Linked DNA regions of Homo sapiens: region 1 is linked to region 2. Evidence: chromatin loops called from intact Hi-C (ENCODE). Cell type or tissue: endothelial cell of umbilical vein. All regions are shown on one strand.

Region 1 (8,000 bases), 82 kb before region 2:
TTTTTTTTTGATTTTGACAGAGTCTTGCTCTGTCACCCAGGTGCTGGCATGCAGCGGCGCAATCTCGGTTCACTGCACCTGCCTCCTGGGCTTAAGCAATTCCCCTGCCTCAGCCTCTCCAGTAGCTGGGATTACAGTCGCATGCCACCATACCCAGCTAATTTTTTGTATTTTTAGTAGACAGGGAGTTTCACCATATTGCTCAGGCTGCTCTCGAACTCCTGACCTCAAGTGATCCACCCACCTTGGCCTCCCAAAGTGCTGGGATTACAGGTGTGAGCCCCTGCGCTGGCCCCAGATTGCAGCACAGCTCTGAGAGACTTGACCAGGCTGAGGAGAGCCCCAAGCAAGGGCACCTGTTGGAGGAGTCCCGCACAGGCCAGCTCTGGTATCCCCACTGTGGAAGCAACACAGAGGACTCTTGTCCTCAGAATGAATGTCATGATGGATCCCAGGGGGCGGCGAGTAGAGACTCCCTGCAGTAGACTCTCTGGAAGGAAATCTGAGAGGCATACCGCTGTAGCTACCACTATGATCAACCTGCAAAAGGACAAAAATAGTATTTGCTGAATTACCATTATATTTATTTCAATTCTATTGTTTGTCTCTGGAAATTGCATCTTGGCTAGGTCCCCACAGCCCAGTGGAAGAAGAGGCGGGCATTTCTTCATAACTGGGAGATTCCTCCTTCTCCAAGCAGGCATTCAGTGGACGAGCCATCAAATTACCCGCAAAGATGCATTTCATCCTGAGAAACACTTCATGAATCAGTGAGAGGATTCCGTCCTGGACTTGTTTGTAACCTGGTTTCCAGTGAAATAATATTAAATAGATGTGCTGCTTTGTAATGGCCACAGGACTGTCCTGGCTCTGTGGTCGGTGGTTACATGCATGACTCCCATTCTTGGGAAATTCCAGTATGGAGAAGAGAAAGCAGAATTTCAACTGTTTGAATTCAAGGCCCTGACTTAGGTAGTGAAACACAGTTCTCAGAGATTTCAGTGTGCTCTCTGCAGAAACATGTTGTCTCATCAGAATTGGCGACCTATCTGGTAGATGGCTCTGTCCTCGTCTACAACTGTTAGGCCTTGGTGAAGATGGATTTTCATCAGCAGAGCAAAAAGTAGCATTTGTCTATGATAAATCCATTGTGATCATGGCTCTGCGACAGTTAATTTTATGTATCAACTTGGCTAGGCCATGGTAGTCAGATATTTGCTCAAACACCAGTCTGGATCTTGCCGTGAAGGTATTTTTTAAGGTGTGATTAAATCAGTAGATTTGAAGAATGCAGATTACCCTCTGCTAGAGAACGAGTGTTTGCCCCCCCCACAAATTCATATGTTGATACCTCAGTCCCCACTGTGATGGTATTCAGAGGTGTGGCCTGGGGGAGATGATTAGGTCATGAGAGAGGCACCCCCATGAATGGGATTAGAGCCCTTATAAAAAGAGGAAGGGAGGCCAGGTGCAGTGGCTCATGCTTGTAATCCCAGCACTTTGGGAGACCGAGGCCAGCAGATCACAAGGTCAGGAGTTCAAGACCAGCCTGGCCAACACAGTGAAACCTCATCTCTACTAAAAATACAAAAATTATCTGGGTGTGGTGGCAGGTGCCTATAATTCCAACTACTGAGGAGGCTGAGGCAGGAGAATTGCTTGAACTGGGAAGGCAGAGGTTGCCGTGAGCTGAGATCGTGCCACTGCGCTCCAGCCTGGGCAACAGAGGCAGACTCTGTTTCAAAAACAAAAACAAAAAAACAAAAAAGAGGAGGAGACACAAAATGTCTCTCTCTGCTCTCCACCATGAGAAGATACAACGAGACGGCAACCGTCTGCACAACAAGAAGCAGACGCCAGCCCTCTCAACAGCTTGATCTTGGACTTCCCAGCCCCCAGAACTGTGAGAAATAAATGTTGGTGGTTGTTTATTACAGACTCTCTTACTCCGGCTATGATAATTTGTTGTAGCAGTCAGAATGGATTAGATACCCTCCATCATGTGGGCGGGCTTCATGCAATCAGATGAAGTCCGGAAGAGAAGAAAGGCTGCAGTGTCCTGGGCAAGAGAGAATTCTGCCTCTTGACTGCCTTTGGACTTGAGCTGCAACATCAGCTTCTCCATAGATCTCTACCTGCTGGCCTACTCAGCAGAATTCAGACTTGCCAGTTCCTATAATCCCATGAGCCAATTCCTTAAAATAAACCTCCTTCCATCTCCCATGTAGATACACACATGCTATTGGTTCTGTTCCTCTGGAAACCCCTGACTGATACAGCCACCTAATAGTCAGGAGTCATAATATGCACAACCCTAAATGGTGACGAACTGAAGTACTTGGTAGATTACATTGAAACACCTTATCGGCCAACCCTGTGCATCCTCCTAATGATGGGGAAAACTATAAATAATAATACTGATCGTAGTACTGGCAAAGGGAGAGATTGTAGTCAGAGTACTCTTTTGGAGCGCTTACTAAGTGCTAGGCACTTTACATGTATAATGCTTTGAATCTGTAGTTAACAACTCGATGAAGTGAGCACAGTTGTTCCCATTTTATGCATGAGAAAACTGACGCATAGAGAAGCTATGCAGCATGGCTGAGATCTATAGCTAGGAGGTGGTGGAGGTAGAAAACCAACCCAGGTGGTAAAGTTCAAGAGTCCGTGGTCTTAACCATGGCATTCTATGGCCTGTCGTGCAGCCACACGTGACATGACATGATGCCCACTACATTTCAGCGGTGCCTGCTGGAAAGGCACCGGTCTCCTCTGCTCAGCTTGGTGTCTTCCCTCCACACCCAGATAGGCCAGGGAGCGCTGGTCTATATGTCCTCCTGTCTTCTCCAGAGGCCCAGAAAACACACCTGCCCTGTCCAGTTCCTCCTCTCCCCTCAAAGAAAGCTATGTTTTGGCTTGATTTCTAAGCCCAGGTAATAGAACTTTCTGTGGCAGGACCTCCAAATTTGATCCGCTGTTTCTGGGCTCTCTGGGAGGGTCTAGAGCTGACCTTCGAGATGGAAGACAGGAACTGCTGTGTTGAATGAATGAAACCAACGCCTATGAGACACACAGAGATTGTTCGAAAGGGATTAAAGCTCTGGAGCATGAGAGAGAAATCCATTTTAAACAGGGATCTGAATATCTTTGTGCCTATGGATCTCTTCTCAGAATGATGTTTTAAAATGCATTAAACAGGATACATAGGATTACAAAGCACACCAATTCTATTGAAATGTAGTTACCAGCTGGGCGTGGTGGCTCACGCCTGTAATGCCAGCACTTTGGGAGGCTGAGGCAAGGGAATCACAAGGTCAGGAGTTTGAGACCAGCCTGACCAACATGGTGAAACCCCATCCCTACTAAAAATACAAAAAATTAGCCAGGCATAGTGGCGGGTGCCTGTAATCTCAGCTACTGCGGAGGCTAAGGCAGGAGAATAGTTTGAACCTGGGATGCGGAGCTTGCAGTGAGCCGAGATCATTCCACTGCACTCCAGCCTGGGCAACAAAGCGAGACTCCAACTCAAAAAAAAAAAAAAAAAAGAAATGTAGTTACCAAACTATTAAAAATGTATTTGCAATGTAGCAATATAGGTGCTTCTTTATTGGCATCTGAACATAAGATTTAGTTATGTTAGTCTTGTGACTAGCAGAATTTCAAAGTAGTGAGTAGGTAGAAGTGATCTTCTGACATATCTGCAAATTGCTGTGATATGAAAATATATGTGATTTCAAGTGGTCATAAAACCACAGGTATTGCTAATACTGTTACAGTTTGTTACCAATATTTATAAGTGAAGAAAATGCTAGATTTCAGTGAACAGATAGTGAAAATAAAGATGTCATTTCCCCCTGATGCAAGTTTTATGATTGCCATATTAAAAACCATTGTTTTGGGTCGGGTGCAGTGGCTCATGCCTGTAATCCCAGCACTTTGGGAGGCCGAGGTGGGAGGATCACTTGAGGTCAGAAGATTGAGACCAGCCTGGCCAACATGATGTAAACCCCGTCTCTGCTAAAAATGCAAAAATTAGCCAAGTGTGGTGGGTCATGCCTGTAATCCCAGCTACTTGGGAGGCTGAGGCAGGAGAAAGGCTTGAACCCAGGAGGCAAAGGTTACATCAGTGAGCCAAGATTGTGCCACTGCACTCTAACCTGCTGAGCAACAGAGCAAGACTCTATCTCAAAAAAAAAAAAAAACCCCACAAAAAACAAACAAACAAAAAAACCTAAACCATTGTTTTAAAAGTTTCTAGACACTTCTCACTCAGATGGAGACCAAAAATCACCTTTGACAGTGACTTTTATTTTTCATTCTTGGAAGGATCACTTGTGTGGCCTCTGTCTACCCAGACACGGAGGTGCCTAACTGCTCTGTGGAGTGGATCATGCAATACTATTTGTTGTTTGACAAAGTCTCTGCTCTATAATCTTTAAAGTATTGGGTTTGGGGAAGTAGACAGGAGGGACATTCTTACACAGGGCTCCGGGAACCTCCAAGGAAACAGAGACCTCAATCTCTTCCCTTTGGAATTTAAGGGAGCTGTGGTTACAAGTACCGGCTCTGGAGTCCGCCTTCCTAGGTTCAAATCCTCCCGCCAGTTACAAGCTATGCTACCTAATCTCTTGATAGCTCCATTCCTTCATCAGAAAAATGTGGCAAAAGTTGAAAGGATTCCTATGAGAATTAAATGAACAAAGTACTTAGAACAGGCTTTTAAGTATTAATGTCATTACTGTTTCTGTTATTGAAGAACTGCTTTGAGAACTGAGGTGGTGCTGACTAATGTCTGAGGCTGGCTTGCATGGATACCAGGAATTTCCAAGACAGAACTCATATCAGGAAGGGATTGTCTGGGCTTGTGGCCAGGATCAACATAGGACCTTGCTTGTTGGTTTCAGGGCAACCTTTGGATGAGGCTGGAAATTGCTCCTGCTTCTGCTAGTCTGCATGGGCTTAGGGCACTGAGTAGGTGAATGCAAATAAAAGAACTATAGTCATAAGGGCCCTGCTGTGAAGTACCACAGAGAGAGGGATCTTTCTCCTTTTAAGAAACTTCACGGTCTGAGCAGTAGGATCATTGGAAACCAGAGTAGACAATGACACAGGGTCTTCAAGAAACTATCTGGCAGCAGCATTAAACAATGAAAATGAAAGTCAGGACTGATCAGATTCACAGTTTTCTCTCCTCTTGGAAAAACTTCCAGAATTCTTGGGGGCAATTCTGGGCAAGTGAGCACTTAAGTAATAAAATTAAAGATGTGTAATAAGCTTGTTTGTGTCTGAATGTGGCAAGATAGTCATGCTATTAAAAATATTCTTTAGATGGATATTATAATTATTTTAATTCTGTGAGTATATGTAGCCTTGGAAGTGGCACTAGGATTGGGGAATAAAGGAGAAAACCAATCTAGAATTTAAAAATATACTTGAGACTTGTTTTACAAGTAATTTGTATTAGCCCTTGTTTTAAAATATCACAAACCTTGGCTGGGTACAGTGGCTCACACCTGTAATCCCAGCACTTTGGGAGGCCAAAATGGGAGGATTGCTTGAGCCCAGGACTTCGAGACAAGCCTGGGCAACATAGTGAGACCACATCTCTTAAAAAAAAAAAAATTAGCCTGACGTGATGGTGCGTGCCTGTTGCCCCAGTTACTCAGGAGGCTGAAGTGGGAGGATTGCTTGAGCCCAGGAGGTTGAGGCTGCATGAGTTGTGATGGCACCACTACATTCCTGCCTGGGTGAGAGAGTGAGACCCTGTCTCAAAAATAAAAATAAGATAAAATAAATGCAAATCATTTTTTAGTTTTCTGCAGTAGTATTGATAATTCAAAGTTAATTCAACTTTTCCCCCTACAACTTCCAGAAACAGATGCAGAAATTCAAACCATAACAAATACTTTCTGAAGTGACAATGAGTCATATCAGAAGTGTGATGATCACGCAGATGGGCTGATATAACTCATGATCACCCATCCGGACTGTGGACGTTCTTGTTTTTCAAACGTATTTGAATGCGTTTGATAAAAGCTGTAAATTTCTGGCTAGTCTGTAAATTGCAAGCATTCTCTTTGGGGCTTACATGTCTACTTCCCTTAGCTGGGATCAGCGACTTCTCTTGGGCCTTTCCTCCAGCAGGCTGGGTCCCCTCTCTGTACAGAAGTTAAAAGGATGTTGTCAAGCACAGAAAGGTAAAGTACGTGGAGAAGCAAGAGACTGAGGTTCTTGTCTTCTCTCCACCATTTAGTGGCCACGCAATCTGGATAAGTCACTTAACCTTACTGGATAAAAAATGCCTTCGCTACCGAAGATGGGAACTGGACCAAATAATCCCTTAGGCTCACTGCAAAACAGCAATACTTCTATCCAGCTGCTAAAATTTTGTACGATGTCTCTGGGCAGGATTATTGTCTTTTAACATTCCCTTCTTTTTTCAAATATTATACAATGATAATTTATTGCTAGTTAAAATTATTTAACCAAGAATTTGCACTATTAGTACTTCTTTTTTTCCCCAGCTAAAGAATTGCTGAAATGTTGGCATTACAAATTTAAGAATTTTTGCTAACATAACTCTGCTTTCCATATGTTATTTCAAAAATGGGCTGGGCATAGTGGCTCATACCTGCAATCCTGGCACTTTGGGAGTCTGAGGCAGGAGGATCGCTTGAGCCTGGGAGGTCGAGACCAGCCTGGACAACATAGCAAGACCCCATCTCTACAAAAAAAAAATCAGATGGGCATGTTGGCACGTGCCTGTGGTCCCAGCTACACAGGAGGCTGAAGCAGGAGGATTGATTGGGCCCAGGAAATCAAGGCTGCAGTGAGCTGTATTTGTGACACTGCACTCCAGCCTGGATGACACAGTGAGACCCTGTCTCAAAAAAAATTTTTTTAATGTAGTAAAATGTGTAGAATTAATGATCTTGATCCTAAATCATTAGCAACACTGTCAACTTGAAGCACTAGAACAGAAAAGAGAAGCTGTTCTCTGGTATCACAAAGGCCACCAAAACTCTTGTTTGCGGTTAGTGCTGTGAGAGGTTCAACTTTAGAGTCCCAAGTTCCTTGTGGGTTGTGAGACCACAGGCCAGTTTTTTAGTATCTCTTTTTTGCTACCTGTAAAAGGAGAGTTGCTTTATGAATTAAATAACTGCAAAGCTTTATAGATAGCGTCACACTGTAAAGGGTAGATATTTACCAGCATTTTATAAATTAATTGTGCTAACAGAAGGAAATTCTTTTCCAATATTTTTTTCTCTGATTAAAAATATTTTTATTTGTCATATCATAGTCTCTGGCTACAGATTGCCAAATACAAGCTGTTATTTTATTTGCAATAATTTTCATTATCTTAAATTCAAATCTCGATATAATGTGATACATTTGCTATGTTTTGATTCTTTAAAACAGGATGTTTTTATTAGAATAGTCGTACTCTAGCCACAGTAAGAATGAAAAAATTGAAAGACTCAAAAACAAGTCATCATTACTTTGTTTATTTTCATCCAAGTATAATACGTACTTGAATATCATCTCTAAAATACCATTTCTACCAAATGAATTTGTTCACTAGTGTGGAAATATAGAAGGGAAAATAAAATTAAGGAAACTTTTAAGGAATTATTAGAAGTTAGACGTGTGTTTTTGACAACAAAGCAGTGGAAATGCCTCAACACTGTGAACAATTTAATAGGGTAATATTTTAAAATCTATACTTTAATAAATATCAATTATATACACAATTAAGTTGGTTTTTCAAGAACCTGATCTAGACACAAAAACAAGGATGTGCAAATCCCAATTTAAATTTTTTTATTTCATTACATACAGAATATTTTACTAAAGTTGCTTAATATACAATCTCTCTCTTGTCGCTTTGAAGACCTTTGTCATGAAAACAATAATTCATTTGCCTGATATTTTGCAATAACATTCTTCTCAGTTATTATATTTAGTCTCATTACTGAATAAAATTTGTGTTCTCATGAAAC
Region 2 (8,000 bases):
TATTCTCATTTTACCAAAGGAGAAGCCAAAACACAGAGAGGTCAGTAACTTGTCCCAGGCCACAAAGCTGAAGGCTGTGTTCCTCATGGTCTTTGCCCTCATGGGAATTAGGCTCCAGATGGTGAAACAGAGATAAGCTGCAGTGTGTCTCATAGGAAATGGAGATAAAGCTTTCTGGACATTTAGGGGACTTGGAAGAAGGAGGTGAGCACATATGACAGGCTTTTGGGGACAGAGGACCTTGGGGAGACCTGGAAGTGATAGAATTTGGCCTAGAAGCCACATACCATACTGAGAGGCAAGAGAACAGCTCAGATCTTTGAATCTCTTCAGATTACGAAGTCAAACTTAATGAATTCAGATATGCAGCAGCAACAAGGAATGCAGAATAAGCCACGCATGGTCAGCTTCAGGGGGCTTTCCAGGGGGCTGGCATCCCCCTGAGTGTAATTTAGGCCCCAGGCCATTTTTGAAAATAACCTGGAGAGCTTTCTCAGCATGGGAGTCCTTGCCGAATCTGGGAGCTTGGAGCTGCCCCAATCTGTGTGGGTGGGTCGGAGAGTCTGTGCCCAGCCTTAAAGGCGGAAGCTGGTGTTCTGGTGGCCACCTCCAGAAAGTTGCCCTCTCCAGAAAGTCACAAGAGAAACCATAAACCATGCCAGTGAACATGCACTGAGGCCTCATTATTTACTTTACCCAAGTTGCAGTTAACCAACTCAGTTTTCCTTTCCCGTGTGTGTGTGTGTGTGTGTCCTCCCAACACCTACAGACACAGGTTCACCCTTCATTCCTGCTGCGTACAGGCTGTATTTGTGGGATTGCACTGTACTTTCAGGAAGGTCCAGGGAATAAGCACATCCGCCTCATTCACCCTGAGTTTCATTAAGAGCAAGTCCCCTAAGAAAAGAATGAATTTATATCCAAAGATTCTATCCCAACTCACTCAAAAAGATGATTTTCTTTTCTTTTGAAAATATTCTTCTCAGCACAGTACTGACTCTTAGCACACAGTCAAAAGGTTATTAATGGCTTCATTCATCCGTTCAGTGGATATTTATGCTGCAGGAAACCTGTGCTCTTATCTTAGAGCCTGGGTACCAACAGGGTGAATATGCAGGTGGTACCTAATTTGATCGGGTAAAAACATCCTTCTTTCCTTAGGAAGGCAGGTGCTAGGTCCAGATCTGCAGTGTTTGTAGCAAAGCACGTCAATTGTTGAATCTTAGAAGATTTTCTGGGACTCTGCCCTGGTCAGCCGGAGTTTCAGAATCTGTGGACATAGTCCCAAGAAAGCATCTGTCCCTGCTCCCAAGGAGTCCCCCATCTAGAGAGTGGGAAGCAGCATGTGTAATGACCATTCTGCATAAATGCTGTCCTTGAGATATGTCTAGGCATGAAGAGGGGGTAGCCCAGGGGAGAGAAGCCAGGGGAGGCTAAACAGGTACAAGTGCCTGTTTTGAGTCTTGGAAGGATAAGTAGAAATTCCTTGAGCAGGCAAGCAGGGAAGAAGACATTTGCACCACATCTAAAGGCTTAAGGATATAAGAACAAGATGGGTTTGTGAAGCTGAAAAATCCCTCGGGATGGCTGGGTCCCAGGATATGTGTTGAGGACAGGTGAATGTGAGGCTGGAAAAGTAGATAGGGGGGCTAGAAAACAAAGGGGCACTCCTTGCTAAATAATTCAGGCATTATCTCACAGGTTTTGAGACTCTACTGAAGGCTTTTCAGGTGAATGACCTGATGAAGTCTGTAATTTGGAGAGATTACTGGGGCTACAGTGAGGCAGAGCTGATATTCAAGCCAGGATGGCCATACCAGTTATTAAAGTGCTGAGAGGGCTGCATCCCTGAGTCCCAGGTGCTCTGTCCCCAGCCCCTGGCCCTCCTTCCAGGGACTCCAGAGGTGGATACCTGGTTGAGTGGCTGTCTACACTGGGGAAGTGCCTACCATGGACCCAGCATCTGTTTCTGATCAGTTGGGGTCTATCATGAACATTAAGTATTATTATGTTTATATTTTTGTTAGCTTGATGGGCGAAAATGGTATCTCTTTGTTTTAATTGGAATTTCCGTGATTACCAACGGTTGGATATTAAAGCTCTATCTTACATCTTTAATCTGGCAAATAAATTAGTGATGCCCTGTGATTATTTTTTTGGACCACAGGTGTTTAACAATTATTTAAGCAAGGGTGTGTGTGTAACAACTTGATATAGATGTGTCACGTGTGTTTAACAAGCTGATATAAAAATGTGTTATTGTCCTGTTGAGGAAAGGTACAGGTTATTTTTTTTCCCCCAGATTTAAAATGTTCCTGAGTCATATAAAGAAGCCAGAGAAGTTGGGATGTGACCTGTCATTGGTCTGTTAATAGAGAAACTTCAGCCAAATTAAATTTAAAGGAGTTTAATTGAGCAACAAACGATTCATGAATTGGGCAGCTCCCAGAATCACGGCAGATTCAGAGAGACTCCAGGGATGCCTCATTGTCAGAGTGAATTTATAGACAAATAAATAAATAAATAAATAAGGAAGTGACACATAGAAATTGGCAGTGAGGTACAGAAACAGCTGGGTTGGTTACAGGTTGGCGTTTGTCTTATTTGAACACAGTTTGAACACTTAGCAGTCTATGAGTCGTTGAAGTATGGCCGCTGGGATTGGCCAAAACTCAGCTATTGTTATAGGCACATACTTCTAAGTTAGCTTTTCAATCTTGTCTGACTATTAAGCTAGGTTACAGTTCGTCCACAAGGACCCAAATATAGAAGTACGGAGTCCTCAGGCCATATTTAGTTTGCTTTAACAGGTCTCACTCATCTGTTTCCTTGAGCCATTAAGCAGGATCTAAATCAGACACCAATTTGGTGTCAACTCTTTGAAAAGCTGAAAAGTGTGTTTATCATTGTCTGTGAACTCATATGCAACTGCATTTGTTGGCTATATTTTTTCCTGCTAGCATGTTTTTAGCATAAAGGTCATAAACTGGCAATAATAATGTATCATAAACGCAGGTAGTCTCTTGAAATTCACATTCGTACGCATTACATCACGGCAAATGCGTGGGGTGGAAAAGGACCTTCTCCTCCTGTCTGCCCGGATTGTTGTAATTGCCTCAGAACTAGTGTCCCCTTCCAGAATCTATTCTCAAAACAGCACACTAAGTGGTCCTTTTAAATACAAACTCCATCCTGTCCTCTCCTCCAGTGACTCCTCAGTTCACTCAGTGAAAGCTGAAGTCCTTTCCGAGGCTGGTGAGTCATTAAAAAATCTGGTCCCCACTGCTTCTCTGACTTCATCTCTTTCAATTCTACTTGCTCACTGTGTTCCAGCTGCATGGAACTTCCAGTTATTTCTAGAACATAGTATGCTCTGGCGCCTTGTCTCCAACAGTGTTCTCTTCCTGGACTAAGGGTCTTTCATGAGCATCCCCCAGATACCCACCTAGTCTACTTCTTGCTTCCGGTTTTCGGCTTCCGGCTTCCGGCTGTCTCTCCCTTCAGCCTCCACTCCTATCCCTACTTTCCGCTTCCTCTTTCTTTGCCCTATTTTTTCCTGTACCACTTTTCACCATATGACACCACATATATTTCACAGTACTTGTTCTTATCTATCTCCTCCTACTAGGCAGCGAGCTCCATGTGGACAGAGATGTTTGTCTGTTTCATTTACTGTTGTGCCTGGAATAATAATGGCATATAGTAGAAACTGACTATTTGTTGGGCAAATTCCTTTTTTTTTTTTTTTTTCCAAACGAAGACCATGAGGCACAGAGAAATTGCAGTGATTTGCCTAAGGTCACACAGTTAGTAAGTATACAACTTGGGACTTGAACCCAGGACGCCTTCCCGCAGGGTTGTTTTTAGGACAGAGAGGATCTCACGCTGGCTTTCTGAATTCTTTCCTTGTTTTTCCAGCGGGCTCTGCGTTGTTGTTCTAACAGTTTATGCTTTTTCTACCATAGCCCAGGCGGGCTATATTTTTCAGAAATCCAAATAAATCTATATTACAGTCACACCCTTTCCCCCCCCTTAAAACGAAACTTTTATTCACTAAAATAACTGCTTTCAAATTGGTATATCATTATTCCGGTCACACTTTGAAATGATGTGCTTAAAATACTTTTAAAACAGCACTGTGAAGAAATTTCTTTTATATAAATGTTACAAATGTGGTTCAAAAGACCTGCCCTGACTTTCTTTCCCTTACCCTCCATCTCGGGGTGGGAGCTACCTGATCCTCAGGTGACTTCCAGCCATCCTCAGCGGCTAGTTCTCATCCTCATGTCGGCCAAAGGTGGCAGCCCTTGGGGCAGTCTGCATCACAGTTGAGAAGAGAAAAAAGGACGAGAGCAAAGGGCTTCTTCCTAATGAGGCTTTGCCTTTGTAGTTGAAAAGGAAATCCCTACTCAAAGATTTCTGCCTAAATCTTTTTAGCCATAAGTGTCACATGCTCAGCCTTGGCTTCTGGAAGTCTAGAAATATAAATGTCTCGCTTGGTGCCTGTGTATTGAAGGCAGGGAAAGGAAAGGGGTTTGGGAATGGCTTTGGGCCACTGTCTGCCACAAGAGGGAGCCCCAGATCACACTGAGCAAGTCTTTCACGTAACCTTAATAAGAACATAAAAGGAATAATCAGCAGAGCAAATAGACAACCCACAGAATGGGAGAAAATATTTGCAAACTATGCATCTGTCAAAGGGCTAGAATCCAGAATCTACGAGGAACTCAAACAAATCAGCAAGAGAAAAATAATCCCATCAAAAAGTGAGCAAAGGACATGAATAGACAGTTCTCAAAAGAAGATATACAAATGGCCAACAAACATAGGAAAAAATGCTTGACACCACTAATCATCAGGGAAATGCAAATTAAAACCACAGTGAGATACCACCTTACTCTGGCAAAAAAAATGGACATTATTAAAAAGTCAAAAACAACAGATGTTGGCGAGGATGGGGAAAAGGGAACACTTAGACACTGCTGGTGGGAATGCAAATTAGTACAGCTTTTATGGAAAACAGCGTGAAGATTCCACTAAAAGTGGATCTACCATTCAATCCAGCAATCCCACTATCAGGTATCTAGCCAAAGGAAAAGAAATCTATATGAAAAATACACATGCACACACGTTTATAGTAGCACAATTCACAATTGCAAAGATGTGGAACTGACGTAAGTGCCCATCCAATGAGTTGATAAAGAAGATGTGGTGTATATACACCATGGAATACTACCCAGCCATAAGAAGAAACAAAATAATGTCTTTTGCAGCAACCTGGATGGAGCTGGCGGCCATTATTCTTAATGAAGTAACACAGGAGTAGAAAATCAAAAACTGTATATCCTCACTTATAAATGGGAGCTAAGCTATGAGTATGCAGAGGCATACAGGGTGCATATAATGGTCTTTAGAGACTCAGAAAGGGGAAGATGGGAGGAGGGCTAGGGATCAAAAAACTACACATAGGTACAATGTACACTGCTCCGGCGATGGGTGCACTAAAATCTCAGAATTCACCACTGTACAATTCATCCATGTAACAAAAAAACACTTGTACCCCAAAAACTATTGAAATAAAAAAATTTTAACAAAGAATATAAATATTTGGAAGAGAAGAGATGCTATAGAAGAAGGTACCAGATGCTAAATGAAGCTCCAAATGGTAAAACGTGAAGTACAAATAGAAGTTGAAAAAGTAAGGCCAGGCATTGTGGCTCACGCCTGTAATCCTGACACTCTGGGAGGCTGAGGCGGTCAGATCGCTTGAGCCTAGGAGTTCAAGACCAGCCTGGGCAACATAGTGAGACCCCATCTCTACACAAGATACAAAAATTAGCTGAGCACGGTGGCATGCACCTGTAGTCCCAGGTATTCTCAGGAGGGTGAGGTGACAGGATCACCTGAGCCCGGGAGGTGGGAGTTGAAGATTTCATGGGCACACAGGGAGAAACACACAGGGAGAAAGTGAAAGGGAGGAGAGGCAGTTGGAAGGGCTTCCCGAGAAAAGCAGCCGCTGAGCTGTGTCTCCGGGGACGAGCTAAGCAACCATCCAGGTGGAGGAAGAGGCGGCCAAGCAGAAGGAACAGCAAGTAAAAGAAAAGCTGAATTCATGCCACTGCACTCCAGCCTGGGCAACAGAGTGACACCCTGCCTCGAAAACAGAAAAGAAAAATAGAAATAAAAGGTAGAAAAAGTACTGAGGAGTATGTGGGGGTGCTGGTGGTGGGGTTAGTCGTGGTGATGATCTATTATATCCCTAAAGTGAAAAACTGGCAGTATAAATGAATAAGCGATCATAAATTGTAAGGGTAATTGATGTAGTCCAAAATATGAAACCAAGTTTTAAAGAGATATATCTACTAATACTAGATATAAACCAACAGGAGGAGGGGGCACTACAGAACGAAACACAAGATGTTAAATGAAGCCCCAGATCCCGCTTACTGTATGTGCTACTAATATCATCATGAATCCCCACACACAACAGGAAGGGGGTGTGGCGGTGCAGCTCAGGCCACAAAAGCCACATAACATGTTGACAGCGTTCAACCCCCATTCATATCTCAGGTTATCATGGACTGACTTCTGCCCCACCTACTGTTCTCCCAGCAGGCTTTCTGCCGAGATGGTCGGCAACATAGCCAACAGGCATCTATCCTTGTATTACTTGCTTCCTCGAATTTGACCATGCCTTCCGCATCACACGATGCCAGCTCTGTGGCTGTCCTCTGCTTCTTGGCACTGCTCTTCACCTTCCTGTCCCCTTTTCTATCAATTCAGACACATTCTTCTGTCTGGCCTCTGCGCCCTTTTACTTGCTGTTCCTTCTGCTTGGCCGCCTCCTCTTCTACCTAGCCGGCTGCTTAGCTCCTCCCTGGAGACACAGCTCAGCGGCTGCTTTCCTCGGGAAGCCCTTCCAACGGCCTCTCCTCTCTGTAACTTTCTCCCTGTGTGTTTCTCCACATAGGTCAGTATGACGCCAGTGTCGACTGACTTTATTTGCCCACTTCTAGGGTAGATTGAGAACAATGCAACAGCAGGGACTACCCATCATTTTTGTATCTCCAGCATTTATGGAGGGTCATATATCAAATAAAAATAAGCATTTGCTACATCAGTGAATGAATGAAAGTATTAGGGTTTGTAATGTGCTCTACAGACAGGAAGCCATCAGCAAGACAACTAAGGAGGGCCAGAGTGTGGGGAGGGGAGGGGAAGGGCCGATGGCGGCTGCACCAGGACACACCCAGCTGGGTGCTTGGCACATATTATCTGCTTATCATCAAAGCAACCTATGGAATACATGTTCCAGGTTTTATGCGATAGCATTTAAAGAAATGGGCATTGAGGGAGATTTGGTCACTCACTTTAGTGAGGAAATCTGCTAGAGATAAGACTAAAAGTTAACAGGGCTTAAAATGAAGTCAAAACAATGTCTCAAAATGCTCTGACAATAAACACGATGATCTTGTTTCTTTTTCTTCATACAAATAGAAGGACTCTTGTGTACTTCTTGCCTACTCAAACTCAGAGGCAAAAAGAGAAAGTGCTAGTCAGGGCTGTCCTCTTTTCATCAGCAAGTGTGTTTCCATGAATCCAAGATACCTGGCCATTTCTGATAGGCCATTGCTCCTGCTCCTTCAGGAATAAAGGACGAAGTGCAAGGCATCGCCTTATCAACAGGCAAGTGTCCAATGATTGCCTCTGTGAGACTGAGTCTGACTTCAGTTCTCAATATTGTCTTTTTTGGAAACCCCTTGTCATACTGTCCCTGGAGAAGAATGTCCATGTATATCAGGACTTTGGCTGAATTCACATTCAGCTGCCATCCTCAAGTTCTTGTTTTCACTTGACTGTCTCCGTGACCTTGATCTATAGAAAGGAAATCCCATCACCTTCTCCTCTGTAACTGTGAGGCAGCAAAGACAAAGCTGCTGATTGTTCTATGGCTTCGGCTCATGCTGTGATGGTGCAGCGCACTTTGAAGAGGCCTCTTC

Evidence for each region. Hi-C counts contacts between places; a loop is a spot of excess contacts. Peaks named below come from ENCODE experiments on the same cell type or tissue, not always from the same donor. Only the 100,000 strongest peaks of a DNase experiment are listed, where the experiment ranks them.
Region 1: it touches region 2 in a loop (5-fold over the local background); 5 of 110 quality-filtered maps call a loop at or near these places.

The regions. Positions count from the first base shown.
Region 1 is chr10:17,509,465-17,517,464 of GRCh38, reverse strand. No RefSeq gene overlaps it. Among named protein-coding and RNA genes, the nearest start is that of ST8SIA6, 59 kb to the right of the region's middle. In endothelial cell of umbilical vein, no CTCF peak of the experiment used is centred here; DNase peaks (open chromatin) are centred at 4,844 and 5,984; H3K27ac peaks cover 4,075 bases.
Region 2 is chr10:17,427,487-17,435,486 of GRCh38, reverse strand. The region is part of intron 2 of ST8SIA6 (ST8 alpha-N-acetyl-neuraminide alpha-2,8-sialyltransferase 6); the gene reads left to right. Among named protein-coding and RNA genes, the nearest start is that of ST8SIA6, 23 kb to the left of the region's middle. In endothelial cell of umbilical vein, a CTCF peak has its summit at 4,562 (motif pointing right); DNase peaks (open chromatin) are centred at 4,556 and 6,626.